Regions from separate parts of the Homo sapiens genome. Here regions 2 and 3 are each linked to region 1. Evidence: chromatin loops called from intact Hi-C (ENCODE). Cell type or tissue: CD4-positive, alpha-beta T cell. All regions are shown on one strand.

Region 1 (8,000 bases):
GATTAGAAATGTGATAGCTCAGGTGCCATAAGCAAAAGAACTCACACCAAGGAAACCCTTGCTGAGTTGTCAGCACCCTGGGTGGTAGGAGTCCTGAGAGACAGAAGGTCATGGAGCAGGAAAATATAGAGTCCTCTTAGACATGAAAGCACTGAAGATCTGGGAAGCCAGGCAGAGTGGTCAGAGGGATCGCCCCACAGCTGGAAGTCATTAATAGTCCGGGGTTGCATAAAAAGCAATGTGAAGGGAGTGAACAGCTTTGGTCAGGCTACCAAAGTCGCTGGTAGCCTGGACCCTGAGTTCACCGATCCTTCCTACTCAGTAATATCTACAGGTAAGTCCAAAGGGAAATTGCTTTGGGAATCTGACAATTTAACTCTGCTCTGCTGATACAAGGATGTCATCACCAAAGCTGGAAAGAAAATGGGCCACTGATGGTGACATGATTTAATAATGAGGCCAGTTCTCATTTTTCTATTGGGAGCTTGGTAAGAATTCTCTAGACAGTAGACAATCCACAATTCACTTATATTTGACTTTGGAATTTGGGGTAGCTTTGGCAGCAGTAGGTTGTTTTTGTTTTGTTTTGTTTTGTTTTTGTTTTTGAGATGGAGTCTCGCTCTGTTGCCAGGCTGGAGTGCAGTGGTGCGATCTTGGCTCACTGCAACCTTCACCTCCTGGGTTCAAGCGATTCTCCTGCCTCAGCCTCCTGAGTAGCTGGGACTACAGGTGCGTGCCACCACACCTGGTGGCACCTAGTATTTTTACTAGAGACGGGGTTTCACCGTGTTACCCAGGATGGTCTCGATCTCCTGACCTCATGATCCGAAGCAGTAGGATTTAACTTCCTGATTATGTTTAACTTGGGTTGAAAACTGAAATAATTAGTAGTCTTTGGGAATGCCCTGATTGATCAATGAGGCACAAAGGAGAACCAATCAATCAGTCACTTAGAACTTGCCATCAGTGATCCACAAAGGGGTGTGAGAGTCATAAATAAATAATTCTGGTGGTAGTCCTAAATTGGTTCTTTTTTTTGTATTTGGTCATAGCACTAAACTAGGCTGGGAAGAAAGATTCTCGGGGCAGAATTCTGAAATCTTTGCCTTAGCTGTGTAACTGTTCAGAGAGGAATTTCTTTTCAACTTGTCTTTTCCTTTGGCCTCTAAAGTTCTTCTCAGAGAAAAAATCAATCCCCTGCTCCAGGCTAGGGCCAAGTGTGTAAGGTTTGTCAGTTTAATCTCTGTCCACAAGCCTAATCACTTTAAGCTGGCCTGTCCTGGGGCTGAGAATCTACTGACGGTGTTTTCGTCTTTCTCTTAGGAGGATCGTGAATTTCCTAAACTGTCTTTGAGAGACTCAGATATTTTATTTTATAAATGGCAGTGACAGATGTTATGTATCCATTGCTAATGTTATCTGTACAAAATCAAGAAGATATATTACAGTGGATACAAACCTAGAGTGCCTTTTGGATATGGCAGGTGAGGAGTGTTCCTTGATGGTTTGTTTTCAGTTCAGTGCAAGACACTCCTGAAGCACATCACTTACTATAAATGACCTTTAAGAGGAAAAGATACTTTGGAGTTACTCTATCACTTGAAAATGGGGCAGGACCATTACAAGAGTAAATATAGTTATTTATGAAAAGCCAGATCTCCAAGTCCAAAAGGAGAGAAATAACTATTATTCATATAGTTCAGTCCTTAGAACCAATTCTCCTCTGCTGTGTATGGCATTTCCACATCTTGTTTAGACTTCAGGCTGAGCCTGTAATTGTTTGGCTGTGGGAAATGAGGGAGTGTATTTCAGAAAACCCATCTTCCCCTCGCACTTCCAGGGTCCTATTCAGATCGACTTGTTCTGCTACCATTTTACCCATACCCAGCATCCCGATATTTATTGAGCATATTTATGTGTGCCATTCTATCCTAGTTCCCAAAGGGGATACAAAAACGAAATTATACGCAAGATGGTAGAGCATTTACACAAAATCGTAAAGGAGGTGAAGTTGGCCAGTTTAGTTTTTTCAGTTTACTTGGGGAACTCATTAGCCTGCTTTCAGCCCTTTTGTCTCCGAAAGCTTAGAACATGTACTGCTGGTGGTATGTGAGATGGTTTAAGTTAAACAGAAGATGACTTTAGGCGGTAGATGGACAAGCATAAGATTATCACATCATGGAAAAGTAATTTCCTTTTTAATTTGCTTTCAAGCCTGGATTCATCTAGAAGAAAGTCTCAGTGGGGGTTGATGTGTCATTAACATATTCCAAAACTTATTCCCTTTTAACATATTCCTTTTTAATCAAGAAAATAGACCTCAGAACTGGAGTGCTCTCCTGGTAACAGTAGTTATTTAGAATTTATTGACATTGTATTATTAATTTTTTCTAGGATTATATTCTGTTTATGAAAAATGACAGTAACATGCTATAAATTTTCCAATTTACACGAATGTATTTAAGCTTTGAAAAAGTTATTAGTTGATTTAAAGAAAAATATTGAGTAAATAATAATATAGCTGGGTTGGAGATATGGTTGAAATCCTGACATTGCTATTCAAATGACTGAAGTTTGGGAGACACTTCTTTCCCCCACCCGGAGCCCAAACAAAATTACTATTTGTGACCCATTCCTGCCCTCTGCTTTACCTAAACCAATTCAGGATCATGATAATGACCAATAATATAATAAGAACCATACTTCTCCCTATAAGCATTATGATAGGGCTCTGAGATCTTTAACCTAAAGAGTCATTTTAATGGTAGAAATTTCTAAAAAGACAGGATAATATATTTGTAGTAGATGAAACTGTCACAATAATGACACTATCGAGTGCTGTCATTTAGACTTTTTGAGTATTCTCTAATTCTCACAACGACCGTGAGGCATTTTTCAGATGAGAAAACTGAGGTTCAGGGAGGTTAAACAAAACCTCAAGCAATAAGGAGCAGAGCCACGGTCTGGTGCCTAGAACTTCTGGCCATGTGGGTAGCTTAACTGCTCCCCCTAAGGTTTGTTTTCTTTTTTTTGAGATGGAGTTTTGCTCTTGTTGCCCAGGCTGGAGTGCAGTGGCGTGATCTCGGCTCACCGCAACCTCTACCTCCCGGGTTCAAGTGATTCTCCTGCCTCAGCCTCCTGAGTAGCTGGGATTATAGGCATGCACCACCACGCCCGGCTAATTTTGTATTTTTAGTAGAGACGGGGTTTCTCCATGTTGGTCAGGCTGGTCTCAAACTCCCAACCTCATGTGATCCGCCCACCTCGGCCACCCAAAGTGCTGGGATTACAGGCATGAGCCACCACACCTGGCCCTGCTCCCCCTAAGTATTAGGCAAACCCTGGAGAAGCCACACGGATGAACAGCCTGAGGAACTCAAGGGAGCATGTGAATAGGTGCACAATAACACATTATAACACAGGGAAACTCTGAAATACTATGGGAGGAAGTACGTTCAGAGTAGGTGAGACCAACTGAAGGAAGTGGGGACTCTACCAAAGGAGTCACCTCATTGCATTTATCTCTGCCTTGCATTCTACCCCTCTGCCTTACAGACCTCCTTGTAGGGCCAGGTCAGGCTTCATGTCTCCCACCAACCCCAGTCACTCAGAAAGGAGCAAGTACTCTGGTTGCCATATTTCTGTCTCTGGAAAGGATGCCTGTCTTCCCAGTTGGGAAGACCATTCCTCAGCTCGGTCCGGTGGACTGCTGCCTGTAGGACATGCAGAGGCAGGCAGGCTGCATCTGCTTCTGGAGATAAGCTCCCGCTGCAGAGCTTTTGTCAGGTTGGCCACTGTCCCGCAACAGCCTTTCTAACCCAGCGCCATGGACCAGCTATGCTCTTCACCAATAGCCTAGGCAAGAGCTTCAAGTGCTCTTAGGAGTCATTCCGTGTGATGCTAACCTGGGGCTTCAAGCCTACCATTGGGAATCACTATCCCTTGTGACACTGTGTCCAGGCCCCACCTCCTGCCTGTCCGATAGATTGGATTTCTTGCAGTGTTGGCATCATCCCAGTCACACCTCGTTTTACCAGGTATTTTATAGAACCTCCCAGATGAGAATTAAGATAATGAGTATGAAAGATAATGAGTATGATAATGAGTTGAGAAATTCCAAAGCCCCAGAAAAATACATAAGATGATATCACCAAACCTTTCCGCCCACTCTAGAGTGTAGTCCTTGGAACTCAGCCCTTGTCACTATTCCCATTTTCCCTGGGTGATCTCATCTGTTCCCCTGGTTTTAATTACTACGTATATGATAATAACACTCCTATCTGCATGTCTAGTTTAGATCTCTCTCCTGACCTTTAGATTTTTATTTTGACAGATTCCTAGATATCTATATTTCAGTGTATTCCACAGATACTTCAGAGTAAACAGAACTCACCCCCTTCCTCACTAAGGCTTCCTCTTCCTTCGGAATTCTGTATCTCATCAAGGTTTCTGATGAGTCTCCAAAGAGCTCCAGCCGGAAGAAACACACACATCCCATGCAGTCTTTTCTCCATACCAAGTGCAGAGCTGAGCTCTGGTGTGGCCACCGGGAGGCAGTGCAGACTTGAGGATGTGTTTCGCAGCAAGGCTTCAGGAGCCCCAATCCTGAGCAATCCCAGTCCTGCATGCAACTTCTGCCCAGCTTCCTTTCCTCTCTTTTTCAGGGAATGTCTTTGTCTGAGTCCACCATTGACTCAGGCTCCTATTGAATTGGTAAGGGAGGGACTGGAATGGGGCCCAAGTGCAAAGCTCCTTCACAGAGCAGCATGCACCCCCATATGCACATATCCTGGAACACTGCCTGCCTTCAGCTCCTGAGAGGCACAGTTCAACAAATCAAGCTGGAGGCTTCTTTGAGCCAGGAAACCTAAAAGACTTTAAAGGAAAGTGTGGAGCCTGGTGTTAAACAGGTATTACTTTGTTCCCTGACATACAGGTGGTGGAAATGTCACATTTCTTTAATTTTCTAAATTAAATACCCTTGGCTTCCATCCAACAATGAGTAGCAAATCCAATCTTGGTCCTTTATCAGGAGCTTACACATACTGGGGGGAAGATGTCTCTTAGATGAGGGTGCCTGTCACCCCTGGCGCTCTTTGCCCAAAACAATTCTACGACCCTTTCTCCAGGTTTCTCTATGGCATGAAGACCTCTGCTGAGGCTCGGGATCAGCAGTGCCTTTGCTTACCTCCCTGAGCACACTGTCATCCCCATTGAAGGCCCTCTGGTCCCAGCGGTCTGTGGGAGGCCTGGAGCAGGACCTGGCCACAAAAGGAGGCTGCAGTGCTCCTCAGCACCATGCCTCAAAGCCAGGCTCAGGAAATTCTCCTCTGCCCTCTTCTAATTCTACAAATCCTTCCTCCTCTCAGACAAAACAGTTTTATTGCCTCTAAGACTGGGTTAATTTTTTAAAACAAAAGCTTGTTGATTTCTTTCTTCGCTTTATTTCCTTCCCTCCCTTCCTTCCCTCCCTCTTTCTTTCCTTCCTTCCTCTCTCTCTCTCTTTTTTTTTTTTTTTTTTGACAGAGTTTCACTCTTGCTATCCAGGCTGGAGAGCAATGGCACAATCTCAGCTCACTGCAACCTCTGCCTCCCAGGTTCAAACGATTCTCCTGCTTCAGCCTCCTGAGTAGCTGGGATTACAGGTGCCCACCACCATGCCCAGCTAATTTTTTCTATTTTTAATAGAGACGGGGTTTCACCATGTTGGCCAGGCTGGTCTCAAATCCCTGACCTCAGGTAATCCACCTGCCTCGGCCTCCCAGAGTGTTGGGATTACAGGCGTGAGCCACTGTGCCTGGCCTGATTTCTTTCTTTTTTTTTCTTTTTTGGAGATGGAGTTTCGCTCTTGTTGCCCATGGTGCAATGGCCCGATCTCGGCTCACCACAACCTCTGCCTCCCAGATTCAAGTGATTCTTCTGCCTCAGCCTCCCAAGTTGCTGGGATTACAGGCATGAGCCACCAAGCCCAGGTAATTTTGTATTTTTAGTAGAGACGGAGTTTCTCCATGTTGGCTGGTCTCAAGCCCCCGACCTTAGGTGATCCACCCACCTTGGCCTCCCAAAGTGCTGGGATTACAGGCATGAGCCACTGCTCCTGGCCTCTTTCTTTTTTGAAACAGCGTCTCGCTCTCTTGCCGAAGCTGGAGTGCAGTGGTGTGATCATAGCTCACTCCTAGGCTCAAGTGCTCCTCCTGCCTCAACCTCCTGAGATTATAGACATGAGCCACCACACGCAGCTCAATTTCTTTTCTTTGTTTCTTTCTCTTTTTCCTTTCCTTTTTTTTCTTCTTCTTTTTTTTTTTTTCCTGAGATGAGAGAAAGCCTGATCTCCAGAACAAAAAGCCCTGGTTACCCTTTGGGATTGGGAGTGTGGAGGAAGATAGGAATGGTCTATTCTTTTGTGAAGAACAGAAATGGCAGACACTACAGAAAATCAGTCAATTTCTCAACCAGGTTACCCTCCCTGCACTAAAGTGGTGCTTACCTCATACCTTGTTGCCAAAGTTTGGGGCCTGCCTCAGATTGGTGATGCATCAGATTGGAAGTAAGCAGCAAACTTGGATCCCCCAAGCTTTAAAACATTTAAAAAAATTTTATGGATACATAATAGTTGCACATTTTATAAGGTGCATGTGATATTTTCATACATGCATAAAATATATAATGATCAACTCAGGATAATTGGGATATCCATCACCTCAAGCGTTTATCATTGTGTTAGGAATACTCCAACTCTACGCTTTTATTTTGAAATATGTAATAAATTATTGTTAACTATAGTTGCCCTTTTGTGCTACCCAACACTAGATCTTATTCCTTGTATCTAACTGTATTTTTGTACCCATTAACCAACCCCTCTCTTTATCTATCTGTATAGTCGACAACTTCCAGCTTCTCCAGAAGTGGCAAATAACTTTCCAACTGGGTATCCACACAGAAATATGTGAGCATGCTTACATGGCATGTGCTGCCCCACCTCCCCCTGTGAGGAGCTTGGTTACAGCTACAGCATTTCTACAACCTCTTTAAACCAACTTTGTAGTATCCGGCAGCAAAGTATCATTCCCTGACATTCGAGTCATTGAGTCTCTGAAGACTTGGAAAAGGGATAATAAGCCAAATCATTCAGGAACCAGGGGGTCCCAGAGAGGTATGTAATAAATTTCATCCAGATGTTGGAATTGGCCTTTTTTTCTTCCATCTTTTTTTTTTTCCAGTTACATTAAAAACCAAACACATTGTTGTTATCTTATCAAGCAAGGTGGGAAGAACATTTTTTCCTTTATTTCTAGGTAAGCCTGCACAAAGGATTGAAAGGGCTAACAGCATATGGGTAATACAGGATCTGCATTATTGGACATCTGAATTATTGGAGAGTACTTTGTACATGACAGAATTATCCAGATAGGTAAATGGTGTTGCAAACACTTCACCAAAATCCAACTAGAGACCTCTAAGTTCATTTTAATGTACAGCTTCCAAACTGTTTATCTGCAGTGTAGGCAGCCCAGTCTGTTTTAAAATCCTTCTAGGAAACTATGGCCGTGCAAATCAGTCCAACAAATAGCCAAATGTGCATGTTACTCTGTTAGAAAGGGAAAAGTAGATGCAGGCATAAGTGCAAATTTTTATCTCATGGCATCCGAGGAACCTAAATGTCTGGACAGCTTTGTTGTGCCATGTGGCTGACAACCAGGTTATTAGATAACTCACAAAACTCTTCTCCAGCAGCCCAGAGTTTCCTGAGGTTACCTCTTCCCATGGGACTAGAATGAAGAAAAAAGAAAAACAGATATCCCCAAGCTGCAGCCACATTTAATGTCCCCTTTACCCCACAATTGAACTCCTGCTCCCTGGAGGAAAACCCTAAATAAATATACCAGTGGCAGCAGAGAGGGATTATTTTTGATAGTGGCTGCTCCTGACTCCAAGCTGTGGGCACTGAACTAGAAAGCAGTGCTGAGAGAGAGAACCAGGAATAAATGACACTGGGAAAT
Region 2 (8,000 bases), 580 kb after region 1:
CTATAAGGCTATGAAAAAAAACAGGCTATGGATTTAGTTTTAGTTGCAAAAGACTCTTGCTTATTAGCTAACTTTCTGTTGCCCATGCTAAGAGAAGAAAGCAGTACTAAGAATAATTGAAAAACCAACTGTTGTAGATACACAGTTCTAAAGTTACTTATTATTGTTTTAGAGGGGATTTAAGGTCTCTTTCCCTAGAAAAATTTAGCTGTTCAGTTTAACCTAATATTAAACTTTGTTTGCATCCTTCAAGTCTCAATAGACAACAGAGAAAAGCAATCCTAAAATATGCTTGGCAGTAAAGAGAGATATCTTGGGGGTTAAGATGTTACTGTTACTACAGGTCATTACTAATTGATTATTCCTGAAACTTTATACTATATACATTATCACAATCTGAGTCCTTCATTAAATACCAATCTAATCTGATTTCAACCTAAAGCTTCTCAGTTTCCTAGGTTGATAATCAACTATAGCACTATAATTGGCTGGGTACGGTGGCTCAGTTCATGCCTGTAATCCCAGCACTTTGGGAGGCTGAGGTGGGCAGATCACTTGAGCCCAGGAGTTCAACCAGCCTGGTCAACATGGCAAAACCCTGTCTCTACAAAAAACAATACAAAACAAAACAAAAATAAGCCGGGTGTGGTAGTGCACGCCTGTAGTCCCAGCTACTGCAGGGCTGAGACAGGAGGAACACTTGACCCTGTCTCAAAAAAAAAGCACTATAATTTACATGCACTTCTTAGAGATACTTAGTAAACATGCTTGCTATTTGCCAGATACTAGCCCAAGAGAGCTTTTAATTAGGGTACTAATAACAGTTAAGTGGCGTCTTAACATTTTAAGCCTAGAAGGGATCTCTAGCATTGTTTCCAGAACATAAAGATGTTTATAGGCAACTAGAGTCAGTACATATTAAGTCCTTTGGCCAGGAGTTGAGATTAGAACCCAGATTTCCTGATGCTCATCCCAGGTTTATTCATTCTTTCATTAACTATATCTAACTTGGCTAGGCTTTTCCCACTCTGCTTCTGGCCCATGTCCTTCCAGTAGTGGCAACAGTGTCATCTATCATTTCTCATAAAGCTACCTTAACACCAAATGCTCAGACTTCTGTGGGGAACTACATCTATGTACACAATACCAGGCTGGATATTTTACATCTATTTTATGGTATTCCACAACAGCCCAACAGCACAGGTCCTGACATATATATTTTCCTAAGTCCTAACAAGAACTTAGGAAATGTTTGCTACACTGCTCAGGGCTCTTCTACCTTCAAGCATGAGCTCAAAAGATGGTAGGTATTATTATTTCATTTTATATGTGAAGAAAGTATTGCTTGGGGAAGTACAGTAACTAGCTTGAGGTAACCTGTAAATGGTAGTACCAGAATGAAAACCTAGTTCCAATTCTATGATCAGTTCATTAGCTACAGTTCAGAATAGCATTTTTTTTGTTTTGTTTTGAGATAGAGTCTCACTCTGTTGCCCAGGCTGGAGTGCAGGGTGCGATCTCGGCTCACTGCAACCTCCACCTCCCAGGTTCAACTGGTTCTCCTGCCTCAGCTTCTCAAGTAGCTGGGATTACAGGCGCCTGCCACCACACCTAGCTAATTTTTGTATTTTTAGTAGAGATGGGGTTTCACCATCTTGGCCAGGCTGGTCTCGAACCCCTGACCTCAGGTGATCCACCTGCCTCGGCCTCCCAAAGTGCTGAGACTACAGGCATGACCAATCGTGCCCGGCCAAGACTAGCATCTTATAAATTGAGCTCCTCTATACTGCTGCATTTCTCCAACAGCTACTCTGGTAGAGTGGGAGGGGAATGACTGGGTAAGCAGGTTCTTACTCTGCTTCAACCACAGCAGCTGTGCTTTTCTGTTTTATTTGAATAAAGGGTCCTGAAGCTGAAAAAATTGGAAAGCCACTAGTGCAGTGAAAAAAGCACTGAACTGGGAGTTAGAAGATCTGTGATACTAGTTTATCGCTCCTTGACCCTGGGCAAATCACTTCCTTTATGTGAGTTCCACAGCTTCCTCTGCTTTAAATGACAGCCAACTCAATTCTAATATTCTGAGATTCAATCTCAGAATATTGAGTTCAATCTCTGAAGAAGAAATTTCAGGATTACTAGAAAAGGAAGCAATTTATAACTCTCAAATTCTAAATACATAAAAACACATATTCTCTCAGATACATCTTCAGATTCCACATAAGCACACAAGAACTCAATTCACAGATATTCTCTGCCTCAGAGAAAGTGGGAGTTGGAAAGCTACATTCTCCATTGTACTATTAAAATAATGAGGGTAGAAAATGTCTCACTTATTTCTATTTCCAACAGCACAGGTCATGTCACACAACAGGAAGTCAATAAATGTTTGCTGCATGGCTCAGTGTTCATCAACCTTTAAGCACGAGACCAAAAGATTGCAAAGATGCTTCATGCTGTGACCTCTAGCCTCCGGGAAGGACTCATGTCTAGCTTTCCTGATTCAGCAAATAGAGATGTTAAGTATGCCATGAACCCCCACCTATCTTGCAGGGCTCAAATGATCAAATAAGCCAAAAAAGGAAACTAGTAAAATGTCATACAATTGAGTGGGAGGTCTTACCTGGACCACTTGCCATAGGAAATCCCGCCTCCATCCTAACTGAATTTCCAGCTCCCATGGGTCCATTCATTCTCACATCTTGGCTTCGGTTCTGAGCCAAAGCCAGGTTAATAGCACCTTCCCCTGAAAATGAGTCAAGTGATAAAAAGGAAATCATTAGAATAAAATGCAAATTTTGTTTATAGACAGCTATATAAGTGCTTTAGTTTTCTGTGCTTTTGAAGAATTATGGTTAGTTTACCACCAGAAAAATGGTGGGTTCAATGTAGATGGGTCTTTCTTCAACCCATCTAAGCAGGTTTCATGAAGCACAAGGAGATATAACCAATTCTTACTTGTAATAGGGAAGCAGGGTGACCATGAATGATGCTTAGTATCAACAGAGATCCTGGAACTCTGAATATTTATTTTCAACCATCTTACCAATTGTGTGTGTGTGTGGGGTGTGTGTGTGTGTAATGGAAGAAAATGTTCTCAAAAACTCTCAAAATCCTAGACTTCCTTTTGGTAATTTATGATCAGAAGGTAGACACTAAATATAAGTAGGTTTAAAGAAGAAAGAACCTATACTGGTGTGGGGACACTAACACTTGTGAACAAAATACCAATTCCATTCAATAACTGCAATATAAACATATTTCCAGCAGGAAAAAAATCATGCAATGAAGAGGAGATAGGTTGCTACAAATCTACTTTCTGAGACACCTAATGACAGGACCAATACTTTTATAGGTTTTTGTTTTCTGAGATGGGGTCTCACTTTGTCACCCAGGCTGCAGTGCAGTGGCACAGTCATATAGCTCACCACTACCTTAAATTCCTGGGCCCAAGGGGTCCTGCTGCCTCAGCCTCCTGAGTTGCTGGGACCACAGGCGCACATCACTATGTCCGGCTACGTATAGGATTTTTTTTTTTTTTGAGATGGAGTCTTGCTCTGTCACTCAGGCTAGAGTGCAGTGGTGTGATCTTGGCTCACTGCAACCTTCATCTCCTGGGTTCAAGGGATTCTCCTACCTCAGCCTTCCGAGTAGCTGGGATTACAGGCGCCCACCACCACGCCCAGCTAATTTTTGCATTTTTAGTAGAGACGGGGTTTCACCACGTTGGCCAGGCTGGTCTCGAACTCCTGACCTCACGTGATCCACCCACCTCGGCCTCCCAAAGTGCTAGGATTACAGGCGTGAGCCACGGTGCCCAGCCTGCATAGGATTTTTAATTTTACCTTATTTGAGCTTCACAGTACCCTCATAGGTAATGTTACTAGAAGTGTTCCAATTAAGTAGACTCTAAACTTAGAGGCAACTTAAATCTTACTTGGTCCAATGATAAAAACGTCTCTGAAACAAGCAACAGAATGTTTCTTGCACTTAATCCAAAATTTTGACTATTGTTATTGTAAGAGAGCACCACCTTGTGGAGAGTTAAAATATAGCTAGTCTGTGGCTGCTGAGCTGAAAGGCTGCACTCACCCAAGTCCTTCTAAACTGTAGGGTTCTGATTCACAGGGTCTGATGGTAAAACAGAAAGTTAATGAGGTATGGCAGTTTCCTCTGTTCTGTCACTGATCTAGGTCAGCCTTCCTTTTTTTTTTTTTTGAGATGGAGTCTCGCTCTGTCGCCAGGCTGAAGCGCAGTGGTGCAATCTCGGCTCACTGCCATCTCCACCTCCCAGGTTCAAGCGATTCTCCTGCCTCAGCCTCCCGAGTAGCTGGGATTACAGGCACGTGCCAATACAAGCAGCTAATTTTTGTATTTTTAGTAGAGACGGGGTTTCACCATGTTTACCAGGATGGTCTCGATCTTTTGACCTTGTGATCCGCCCAAAGTGCTGGGATTACAGGCGTGAGCCACCATGCCTGGCTAGGTCAGCTTTCTATGTCTATTTTAACCAGGGAGGTTCACTGGTCACAGGGAACAAACAGCCTACCAAAAAGGAAGCAATCACTGGGAGCTACCAGATGCTATAGCTTGCCTCTAGAAGTCAGGCGTAAAAAGAGAAACAGAATACAGGTCATGAGGGTTTCCATTAAAGGAAGGGAACTATTAATATACAAAATTTGTTAAGACATTCTAAGTAGAAAGAATATTGTTCTGGAAAAGGACATCAGTTCGTATCATTCCTTAAAAACAGTTCCATTGCTTCCCACTAGTTTAGAAATAAAGGCCAAACTTCTTTTTTTTTTTTTGAATCGGAGTGTCTCACTGTTGCCTGGGCTGCAGTGCAATGGCGCGATCTCGGATCACTGTAACGTCTGCCTCCGGGTTCAAGCGATTCTCCTACCTCAGCCTCCCGAGTAGCTGGGATTACAGGTGCTTGCCACCACGCCCGGCTAATTTTTGTATTTTTAGTAGAAACGGGGTTTCACCATGTTGGCCAGACTGGTCTCGAATTCCTGACCTCAGACAATCCGCCTGTCTTGGCCTCCCAAAGTGCTGGGATTACAGGCATGAGCCACCGTGCCAGGCCAGGCCAAACTTCTTAGCCTATACAAGGCCTTAAATTATCTACCTAGCCAAGTGTTGTTCAACAGAAATATAATATGAGCCACATATGCAATTTAAAATTTTCTAGAAGCCACAGTAAGAAACAGATGAAATTATCATTTATTTTACTTAATACATTCAATGTATTATTTCAACATGTAATTAATGTAAAAATTATTATTATTTTTTGAAACAGGGTCTCACTCTGTTGCTCAGGCTGGAGTGCAGTGGTGAGATCACAGTTCACTGCAGCATTGACCTAACTGGGCTTAAGTGATCCTTCCCACATCAGCTTCCCAAGTAGGTGGGACTACAGGAGTATGCCAACATGCCTGGCTAATTTTTTTATTTTAAATTTTAAATTTTTTGTAGAGACAGGGTATCACTATATTGCTCAGGCTGGTCTCAAACTCCTGTGCTCAAGCAATCCTCCTGGCCTCAGCCTTCCAAAGTGCTGGGATTACAGGTGTGAGCCACTCAGCCCAGCCAATGTAAGAATTATTGAGATATTTTACATTCCTTTGGGGAATACCAAATCTTCAAAATGTAATATGTATTTTATACTTACAGCGCACGTCAGTTTTAACTAGCCACATTTTCAGTGCCTAAAAGCAACATACAGTCTGTGGCTACCAATATTGGACTGCCCATATTTAGCCCTGTCTACCTCTTTAAACTCATCTCATGCTATTTTTCTCCTTCAATAGCAAGGATTCAGCCCCAGTGTTTCCTTTTAGTTTCTTAGGCACACAAGGCTGCTTCTCACCCCAAGGCCTTTGCTCATGCGGTTTCCTCTGCCTAGAACAGTTCTCTGCACTCTTCGCATAGCTAGCTTCTCAATTTTCATGTAATCTTAAGTGTCACATGCCCAAAAAGGCCTCTACCAACCATCTTATCCAAGGTTAGGTAACTTTTATCAGAACATCTTGTTATTTCTGCAGAGCACATTCCATGTAATCATTCACTCACTCGTTTTCTTGCTTGCCTCCCCCATCACTATACAGGGTTAATTACAAGTCTGTCCTTGTTCCTTCACATCTGTTGTTCCAGCATAATTAATAGCATTCTCTTTCACTTTCAGAAATGTCCTAATTTAGGCTAGGCATGGTGACTCACATTTGTTAATCCCAGCACTTTGGGAGGCCAAGGTGGGAGGATTGCTTCAGACCAGGAGTTCAAGACTAGCGACATGGTGAGACCCCGTCTCTATAAAAAATTAGTCAGGTCCGTGGTGGCACGCACCTGTGGTCCTAGCTACTCAGGAGGCTGAGATGGGAGGATTGCTTAAGCCCAGGAGGCCGGGGCTACAGTGAGTTGTGTTTGTACCACTGCCCTCCAACCTAGGCAACACAGTGAGACTTTGTCTCAAAAAAAAAAAAAAAGTGTCCTAATTTAGATGATAAATTATATGACTATCTATAATACATCATTTATACATAAAATAGTGCCTGGTACGTGGCAGATGCTCATTAGCTATTTATTAAATATAATGGTCATCTTATAACCTTATAAAGAATTATAAGCATTTTTCTATATGACAAATTACTTCCTGGAAAACCTCACATTTATCAAATCTCATACTGACAATAACAGGGTTAGGGCAAACTGAAAACCTGTGAGACTTTGTAACCAGAGCTCTAATAAAAACAATAACTGGTGGAGGCAAAATGCCAGAAAAAAATGCAGCAGAAATGCCTGGTTAAAGGTGCTGAGATAATGCACATGTAGTGGAGTTCTGAGCCAGCGGGGCTGCCATTATGGTGGGCACAGGAAGAAATGCAACCTGTCATGAACTGAGAGCCACACAAGGCTGGGGGATGCACGTCAGGAAGGCATACGAATATACACTCTCATTCTTAATTTTAATAGAGCTGAAAAGACTCCCACACATGCAACAGCTGAGTGAAAAGCTTTTTCTTGTTGATAATTATAATTCTATTTCTACTATTCCAGCTCCTCTTACCTAAGAAAAAAAATCACATATTAATAAACAGAATTTCCACACTATACTGCTATCATTCCCCTATTTACCAACTGCATATATGCTAATTTGTGTCAAAGAGAACACTACCGGCTCCCAAACTTGCCAATTAGGGGTCCACAAACTACGTCCTGTGGGCCAAATGCAGCCCACTGCATGTTTATTTAAATAAAGTGTTACTGAAATCCTGCCATGTTTACTTGTTTACATATCGCCTATGGCTGTTTTTGCCCTACAAGATGGAACTGAGTACTTGTTGAGTTGAGATCTTATGGCCTGCAAAGCCAAAAATATTTATTCTTGGCCCTTTACAGAAAAAGTTAGCAGACTACTCTTTAGATCACCATGAATTTACAGAGGGGGCACAAAATGTCCTCAAAAAAGATGTTTCCCCAATTCCCTGGCCAAAACTTAAAAAAGGAAGGGTACAGGAAGTATTTGTCAATGGAGAACGGACTGTTGGGAGAACCTGTCCCTCAAGCCTTGCAGCAGACACGATAGTGGCAACATTGCTTCATTCCTTCTTTTTTGTTGTTGTTGTTTTGAGACAAAATTTTGCTCTTGTCGCCCAGGCTGGAGTGCAGTGGCGTGATCTCGGCTCACCGCAACCTCCACCCAGGAAAATTTTGCTCGACACCCAGGCTGGAGTGCAGTGGCATGATCTCGGCTCACCGCAACCTCCACCTCCTGGGTTCAAGCAATTCTCCTGCCTTAGCCTCCCGAGTAGCTGGGACTATAGGCACGCCCCACCATGCTCGGCTAATTTTTATATTTTTAGTAGAGACGGGGTTTCACCATGTTGGCCAGGCTGGTCTCAAACTCCTCCCCTCAAGTGATCCACCCACCTTGGCCTCCCAAAGTGTTGGGATTACAGGTGTGACCCACCGTGGCTGGCCAACATTCTTCTTACAACTTA
Region 3 (8,000 bases), 79 kb after region 1:
AAGTGATCCTCCTGCCTCAGCCCCACAAGCAGCTAGGACTACGGGTGTGCACCACCATGCCTGGCAGATTTTTGTATTTTCAGTAGAGATGAGGTTTTGCGGTGTTGCCCGGGCTGGTCTCAAACTCCTGAGTTCAGGCAATCCGCTGCTTCTGTCTCCTAAACTGCTGGGATTACCTGCATTAGCCACCATGCCCAGCCAGTTTACTTGATTATAAGAGTACAGTATATAATACATATAACATAAAAAGATGTTAATCCACAGTTTATGTTATCAGTAAGGCTTCCTTCTGGCCAACAGTAGGCTATTAGTAGTTAAGTTTTTGAGGAGTCAAAAATAATATGAGGGCCAGGCACGGTGGCTCACACCTATAATCCCAGCACTTTGGGAGGTTGAGGTTGGCAGATCACTTGAGTCCAGGAATTCAAGACCAGCCTGAGCAACATGATGAAACCTCATCTCTACAAAAAATTTAAAAAATTAACTGGGTGTGGTGGTGTGCTCCTGTAGTCCCAGATACTCAGGAGGCTGAAGTAGGAGAATCGCTTGAGCCTGGGATATCGAGGCTACAGTGACTTGTGATCATACCACTGCACTCCAGCCTGGGCAACAGAATAAGACCCTGTCTCAAAGAAAAAAAGGATTTTTGACTGTGTGTAAAGAGTTTGTGCCCCTAACCCCTGCATTGTTCAAGGGTCAACTGTATATAATTATGATAGAAAACTAGTATCACTTACCATAAATAGAAGGTAACTATAAAAATAAGTAAAGTTGGCCGGGCACAGTGGCTCACACCTGTAATCCCAGCACTTTGGGAGGCCAAGGAGGGTGGATCACCTTAGGTCAGGAATTTAAGACCAGTCTGACCAACATGGTGAAACCCCATCTCTACTAAAAATACAAAAATTAGCTGGGTATGGTGCTGCACGCCTGTAATCCCAGCTACTCAGGAGACTGAGGCAGGAGAATCACTTGAACCTGGAAGGCAGAGGTTGCAGTGAGCCAAGATCACACCACTGCACCCTAGCCTGGGCGACAGAGCAAGACTGTCTCAAAAAAAAACAAAAGCGGAGGGGGGGAAGTTAAAACATTGTTAGTAAATTCTGGGTGAATGGATGGTATTGCCTACCAAAGGCTCTAAATTTGAGGCCTAAATCTCTGTGTTAAAAGGCATAATGGCCAGGCACGGTGGCTCACGCCTATAATCCCAGCACTTTGGGAGGCTGAGGTGGGTGGACCACAAGGTCAGGAGATCAAGACCATCCTGGCTAACACGGAGAAACCCCGTCTCTACTAAAAATACAAAAATTAGCCGGAGGTGGTGGCGGGCGCCTGTAGTCCCAGCTACTTGGGAGGCTGAGGCAGGAGAATGGCGTGAACCCGGGAGGCAGAGTACAGTGAGCCGAGACCGTGCCACTACACTCCAGCCTGGGTGACAGAGCGAGACTCCGTCTCAAAAATAATATAAAATAAAACAAAAAATAAAAGGCAGATTAGGCCAGGCACGGTGGCTCATAACTGTAATCCCAGCACTTCAGGAGGCTGAGGCAGGCAGATCACCTGAGGTTAAGAGTTAGAGACCAGCCTAGCCAACATGGTGAAACCCCGTCTCTACTAAAAATACAAAAATTAGCTGGGCGTGGTGGTGCACGCCTGTAATCCCAGCTACCTGGGAGACTGAGGCAGGAGAATCACTGGAACCCGGGAGATGAAGGTTGCAGTGAGCCGAGATGGCACCACTACACTCCAGCCTGGGTGACACAGCAAGACTCCATCTCAAAAACAAACAAACAAACAAACAAAAAAGGCAGATTATAAAGTGTTAGAAAGGCACTAAGGACACGTTAGCACCAAACTGACCCTTTCAAGTTGAAAAAGATTGAAAAAAGAATCCTTTTTTATTGTATAATTCAGGATCATTTAACATTCACGTACCACCTAAAATCATACCACCATTAACACAGGTTCCCACTTTGGGAAATACTGGACTGAGGCATTGCTGAAATGCACACCTTATTCCTGTCTTAGTGTGCCTCAGTTTATCATATCAACTGTAACCAAAGCAAGGAGCACTGGATTAGGTATTAGGAGGTAGGATCTGGCACTGTGTGATCTTGAAAGTCCCTGCTCTTTTCTAGGCCTATTTTGTTGGCTGTAAAGTGAACAAGCAAGATGAGATTATTGACAGATAAAAATATATAACTGACAAATATATTTATATGCTAAGCACTGGGAACATAGCAGTGAATAAGAAAGATATATCTTATCCTTGGTCTCATGGAGTTTACATTCTTGTGGAGAAAACAGGTGAACAGCAAGTAAATCAATAAATAGGTAAATAAATTCAGATGTTAAAGAGTGCAAAGAAATTACAGCACGGTAATGAGACTGAAGGGAAGAGTGGTCTGGGAAGGCCTCTGTAAGGAAGTAGCATTTAAATAGAGTGAAAAACTCAGTAACCTAGAGCAGCAGCGTCCAATAGAAATACAATGTGAGGCCAGGCGCGGTGGCTCACATCTGTAATCTCAGCACTTTGGGAGGGCGACAAGAGTGAAACTGGCTCTCAAAAAAAAAAAAAAAAAAAAAAAAGAACTGTGATGTGAGCTACATAATTTTAAATTTGCTTATGGCCACTTTATTTATTTATTTTTTTTGAGACAGAGTTTTGCTCTTGTTGCCCAGGCTGGAGTGCAATGGCGCAATCTCCACTCACAGCAACCTCCACCTCCCCGGTTCAAACAATTCTCCTGCCTCAGCCTCCCGGGAGTAGCTGGGATTACAGATGTGCCACCATGCTGGGCTAATTTTTGTATTTTTAGTAGAGACGGGTTTCTCCATGTCGGTCGGGCTGGTCCCAAACTCCCGACCTCAGGTGATCCGCCTGCCTAGGCCTCCCAAAGTGCTGGGATTACAGGCATGAGCCACCACACCCAGTTGATAACCATATTTAAAAAAAAAAAAGGTGCAATTAATTGTAATATTTTATTTAACCTAGTGTATTCAAAATGTTAACATTTCAATATGTGATTAATTTAAAAAGTTATTGAAATAATTTATTTTTGTTGTGCTAAATCTTTGAAATCTGGTGCATAGTTTACAGCACATCTCATTCCAATGCTCAGTTTTGACAAGCATAAAATGTAGTTCTAACTAAAAAGTTGTGTTTAAGAGGAAGAATATTTTTATATTGCTTCAGTTTTACATTTTAAATTTAAATTAATTAAAATTAAATTTGAAAATTCAGTTTCTAGGTTGCACTAGACACATTTCACGTACTCAGTAGCCACAGATGACCAGTGGCTACCTGTATCGAAGGTACAAAAACCAGTGGCTATTTCCTTCCCAGGAAAAGAAGCAGCAAGCTGTGGCAGCAGTGTCCAAGACAGCTCCTGCTGGGTTCCTGCAGCAGGAACTCACCTGCTGCGTTCGGTGCACAGCGGGGCAGCGAAGTTAACAGGGGTCGGAGAGGCAAGCAAGGGCCAAATCTCAAAGGCCAAAAGAAAGTTCATGTTTCATTTTAAGTTCAAAGAGAAACCACTTAGGCCGGGCGCGGTGGCTCACGCCTGTAATGTAAACCCAGCACTTTGGGAGGCCGAGGCAGGCAGATCACTTTAGCTCAAGAGTTTGAGACCAACCTGGACAATAAGTGAGACCCCGTCTATAAAAACATAGAAAATAAAATAAAAATAAATTTAGCCAAGCGTGGTGGTGCGCACATGTGGTCCCAGCTACTTGGGAGGTTGAAGTGGCAGAATCGCCTGAGCCCGAGATCGAGATTGCAGTGAGCCGAGATCGCGCCACTGCAGTCCAGCCTGGCTGACAGAGTGAAACCCTGTCTAAAAAAAAAACAAAAAACAAACAAACAAAAAAAACACAAACTAGGGAGAAGACGACCAGGGCCAGGCAAGAGCCAGGTAAGTCTGGATGGGGATGGAGGTGAGGGAATCTGACTGGGGGAGCGGGCGGTGGGCGGTGGGCAAGCCAGCGGGGAAACCTCTGGTCCGGGATCTCCCTAGCCCGAGGAGCTCCCAGGCAGAGGTGAGGACCGGAGGGGTGGGCGTGGCCGGCTCATAAAGCCCCGGCGTTTCCCACGCAGAAGGAGGCTTCGATGAAGAAAGTGGTGCGGCCCCGGACCCCCCTATCTGCGCCCTGCGTGGCCACCCGCAACAGCTGCAAGCCGCCGGCACCCGCCTGCTGCGACCCGTGCGCCTCCTGCCAGTGCCGCTTCTTCCGCAGCGCCTGCTCCTGCCGCGTGCTCAGCCTCAACTGCTGAGCGCCCCCACTCCCGGCCGCGAGCAGGCAGGGCTTCGGGGACGCGGGGCGCTTCTCGGGCGGGTGATCCCTAACAGGGCGGCTTCCCAGGGCTGCAGGCGGGCGGAGGTTCCAGGAGATGGGACTTCAGGGAGACCTGGCTTGGGCTAAAATCGAAATACAATATATATAGGCTGCTCGAAGGTGTGCGGCTGTTTCTGTAAAGGTCCCGAAAGTTCTCGGTCCCTTCGCCACGGAGTCCCGCGCTGCTCTCCCGGGGCTCAGGAAACCCGGGCGTCCCAGCCTCACAGCTGCACTCCCAGTCACCGCTGCTGCCGACCTGGGGGTTAGGAACGAGGCTATCCCCTGCCTTTAAACCTGGGAACACCCGAGGCTGCCTCCAAAACCAGGAAATTCAGACCAGCCAGGAAGAAAGGAACAGCCTTTCAGTCTCACACATTTCCTCCTAGGTGCTCCCCTCTCCCCAGGGGAAAAAAAAAACGGAAAGAAAGAAAGAGGCCAAGCGCGGTGGCTCACGCCTGTAATCCCAGCACTTTGGGAGGCCGAGGCGGGCGGATCTCCTGAGGTCTGGAGATCGAGACCATCCTGACCAATATGGAGAAACCCCGTCTCTACAAAAAATATAAAATTATTTGGGTGTGGTGGCGCATGCGGTAAATCTCAGCTACTTGGGAGGCTGAGGCAGGAGAATCGCTTGAACCCGGGAGGCGGAGGTTGCAGTGAGCTGAGATCACGCCGTTGCACTCCAGCCTGGGCAACAAGAGCGAGAAACTCTGTCTTAAAAAAAAAAAAAAAAAAAAAAAAAAAAAAAAACAAGAAAAAAGAAAGAAATCCGAGGCTGGACGATCACTTGAGGCCAGAAGTTCAAGACCAGCCTGGGCTACATAGTGAGAGACTCCCCGCCACCCCACCGGTCTGTACAAAAAGTTTTAAAAATTAGCCGGGTGTGGTGGCATGCACCGGTAGTCCCAGCTACTCAGGCAGCTAAGTCAGGAGAATCACTTGAGCCCTGGAGTTGGAGGCTGCAGTGAGCTATGATCACACCACTGCACTCCAGGCTTGGCCACAGAGTGAAACTCTGGTTAAAAAAAAAAAAAAGGAAATAATCATTCCTGTTCTTGTTATAAATCCAAGGTAGTGTCCTGTTCCCTCTCTGTTCCTTAACACAAGAAACAAACACACACACCCCCACACAGGAAAGCTGCCAGATGCTTGTTTTGTTTTCTGTTATTTAGGTTGCAGTCCTACAGGGCAAGAACCTTTTGTTCCTTGTACCACAGTTGCTGCTGAGTAAATGTCATATTGGGAAGATACCGCAGTCACTCCTCGTGTTTTCCAGACACTGTTCACCAAGCAGGCACCATTTGGCCCCCAGGGGTGAGGCCAGGATGCAAAGCTAAAGACTCAGTCGATTAGTAACAAAGCCACTTGGCTGCTGGGTCCAGACAACCACATGGAAGACCAACCCATTCATTCATTCATTCAGCAAATGTGTATTGAGCACCTAGTGTGTGCCAGGTGCTGTGGACATAGTGGTGAAGAAGTCCAATATGGATCCTCTCCTTACAGAGCTTATGGGCCAGTGACCCATGGCCATTGTCTCTTGTTAGAGGTTAGAACCGTTGTTAGCATATGTGGTCTATTCCCTCAGACTATCAGTTTTGGTTTTTCTTTAGAGATGGGGTCTTGCTATGTTGCTCAAGCTGGTCTCAAACTCCTGGCCTCAAGCAATCCTCCTGCCTCAACCTCCCAAAGTGCTGAGATTACAGACATGAGCCACTGGGCCCAGCCAGTTCTTGCTTTTGTTTGTTTGTTTGTTTGTTTTGAGAAAGAGTCTCACTCTGTCACTCAGGTGGGAGTGCAGTGGTGCAATCTTGCCTCACTGGAGCCTCCAACTCCCAGGCTCAAGCTATCCCCCAACCTCAGCCTCCCAAGTAGCTAATTTTTGTATTTTTAGTAGAGACAGGGTTTCGCCATGATGGCCAGGCTGGTCTCAAACTCCTGGCTTCAAGTGAACCACCCGCCTCAGCCTCCCAAAGTGCTGGGATTACAGGTATGAGCCACCACGCCCCACCTCCTTCTCCTTTTCAGAATTCCTCCTCAAGCCTAAAGTGCTAAGAGCATGGTCCTGGGCCTCTCAAAACTCTGCTGGTCTAATGACCAGAACTGAAACTCACATTTGTGACTCAGAGTTATGGTTTGATTGTTGTGAGAATCTGGGACCGCCGTCTCCAACACCATTATTCATTCTATTTCTGTCTCACACACATAGGGTGAACTTGACCTAGGAAGATTTGCCCTACCTTTGTGGCCACTGATTGATTCAGGATCATTTCTTCCTGAAGGGCATAGCCTTAAACTTGTGCCCAAAGTTCTCATAGTGTGGCGTTGAACAAGCCTTTTTTTTTTTTTTTTTTGAGACGGAGTCTTGCTCTGTCACCCAGGCTGTAGTGTAGTGGCGCAATATGGGTTCACCACAGCCTCTGCCTCCCAGGTTCAAGTGATTCTCCTGCCTCAGCCTCCCGAGTAGCTGGGATTACAGGCATGCGCCAACACACCAGCTAATTTTTGTATTTTTAGTAGAGACAGGGTTTCACCATGTTGGCCAGGCTGGTCTCAAAATCCTGACCTCAAACTATCTGCCCACCTCAGCCTCCCAAAGTTCTGGGATTACAGGCTATGAGCCACCACACCCAGCCTGAACAAGTCACTTTTGATGCTACCATTTCCACGTTTACAAAGTGAGAAGTAAATCAGTCAGAGTATTTTAGGTGCAAACAACAGAAAGAACTCTAGCTAGCTTGAGAGAAAAAAAGGTAGAGGGTTAGTCTCCTGGGGAGACTTGGGGACCTCAAAGGAAAGATTATACAACGTGCCTCCAAAAAAAAAAAAATAGCCCCTGAGGGGTGCTAGAGGAGCCAAGCGGACAATGTCTTCCAAGCAAAGCCACAGGAATGTCAGCTCCAACCTCTTCAGTCCTTGCACTGGACCATTCAAAGTAATTCCCAGGAGAGGCTGATTCACCTGATGTGGGGCCAAGAAAGGGTGGTCCACCTTGACTGACAGTCCCATTGTTCAGGAAAAAATTCTCAAACCATGTTTCCCTCTGCTTTCACACCACCACAACAGTCATCAACACACAACAGACTTGTGTGACCCCAAAATGAGAGGGGATTTCCCCCCACCAGCAGGCAAACAATCAGTTCTGCAGTGGACACCAGCTAGGTGTCCTCCAATTCAATTCCAACACTATCTACTTGGAGATGGCATCAGATCCCACAGTCTGAGGGCTCAGTCCCCAAGACTGCCCTCACTTCAGACACCAGTCAAAAGTGGAGCCTCTAGAACTTTTGACAACTGGCTTTAAGTTGGGGTTTCCACAACCCTCTTTGGGCTCAATTAATTTGTTGGAGAGGCTCACAGAACACAGGGAAGCAAGGCCAGGTGCAGTAGCTCACACCTGTAATCCCAGCACTTTGGGAAGCCAAGGTGGGAGGATCGTTTAAGTCCAGGAGTTCAAGACCAGCTTGGTCAACAGAGTGAGACCCCATCTCTATAAATAATAAAATTAGCCAGGCATGGTGGCACAAGCCTCTAGTCCCAGCTACTCAAGAGGCTGAGGCAGGAGGATCGCTTGAGCCCAGGAGGTCGAGGCTGCAGTGATTCATGATCACACCACTGCATTCCAGGCTGTGTCTCAAAAATTAAAAAACCAAAAAGAATTCAGG

What was found. A loop is a pair of places that touch in the nucleus more often than their neighbours do. Peaks named below come from ENCODE experiments on the same cell type or tissue, not always from the same donor. Only the 100,000 strongest peaks of a DNase experiment are listed, where the experiment ranks them.
Region 2: a loop joins it to region 1, with 14 times the contacts of the local background. A loop is called at or near these places in 15 of 110 quality-filtered maps.
Region 3: a loop joins it to region 1, with 2.2 times the contacts of the local background. A loop is called at or near these places in 5 of 110 quality-filtered maps.

What each region holds. Positions count from the first base shown.
Region 1 is chr20:34,186,228-34,194,227 of GRCh38, forward strand. It overlaps a transcript of ASIP not described here. Among named protein-coding and RNA genes, the nearest start is that of ASIP, 51 kb to the right of the region's middle. In CD4-positive, alpha-beta T cell, no CTCF peak of the experiment used is centred here; a DNase peak (open chromatin) is centred at 4,554; H3K27me3 peaks cover 239 bases.
Region 2 is chr20:34,765,844-34,773,843 of GRCh38, forward strand. It overlaps NCOA6 (nuclear receptor coactivator 6), which reads right to left. Exons shown (of 15, transcript NM_014071.5): 5 at 2,621-2,743. Among named protein-coding and RNA genes, the nearest start is that of NCOA6, 56 kb to the right of the region's middle. In CD4-positive, alpha-beta T cell, CTCF peaks have their summits at 3,993 (motif pointing left) and 4,196; a DNase peak (open chromatin) is centred at 4,048.
Region 3 is chr20:34,264,895-34,272,894 of GRCh38, forward strand. ASIP (agouti signaling protein) reads left to right here. Exons shown (of 4, transcript NM_001672.3): 4 at 4,097-4,450. The coding sequence ends at 4,273. It also overlaps a transcript of AHCY not described here. Among named protein-coding and RNA genes, the nearest start is that of ASIP, 27 kb to the left of the region's middle. In CD4-positive, alpha-beta T cell, no CTCF peak of the experiment used is centred here; a DNase peak (open chromatin) is centred at 4,197; H3K4me3 peaks cover 755 bases; H3K27me3 peaks cover 412 bases.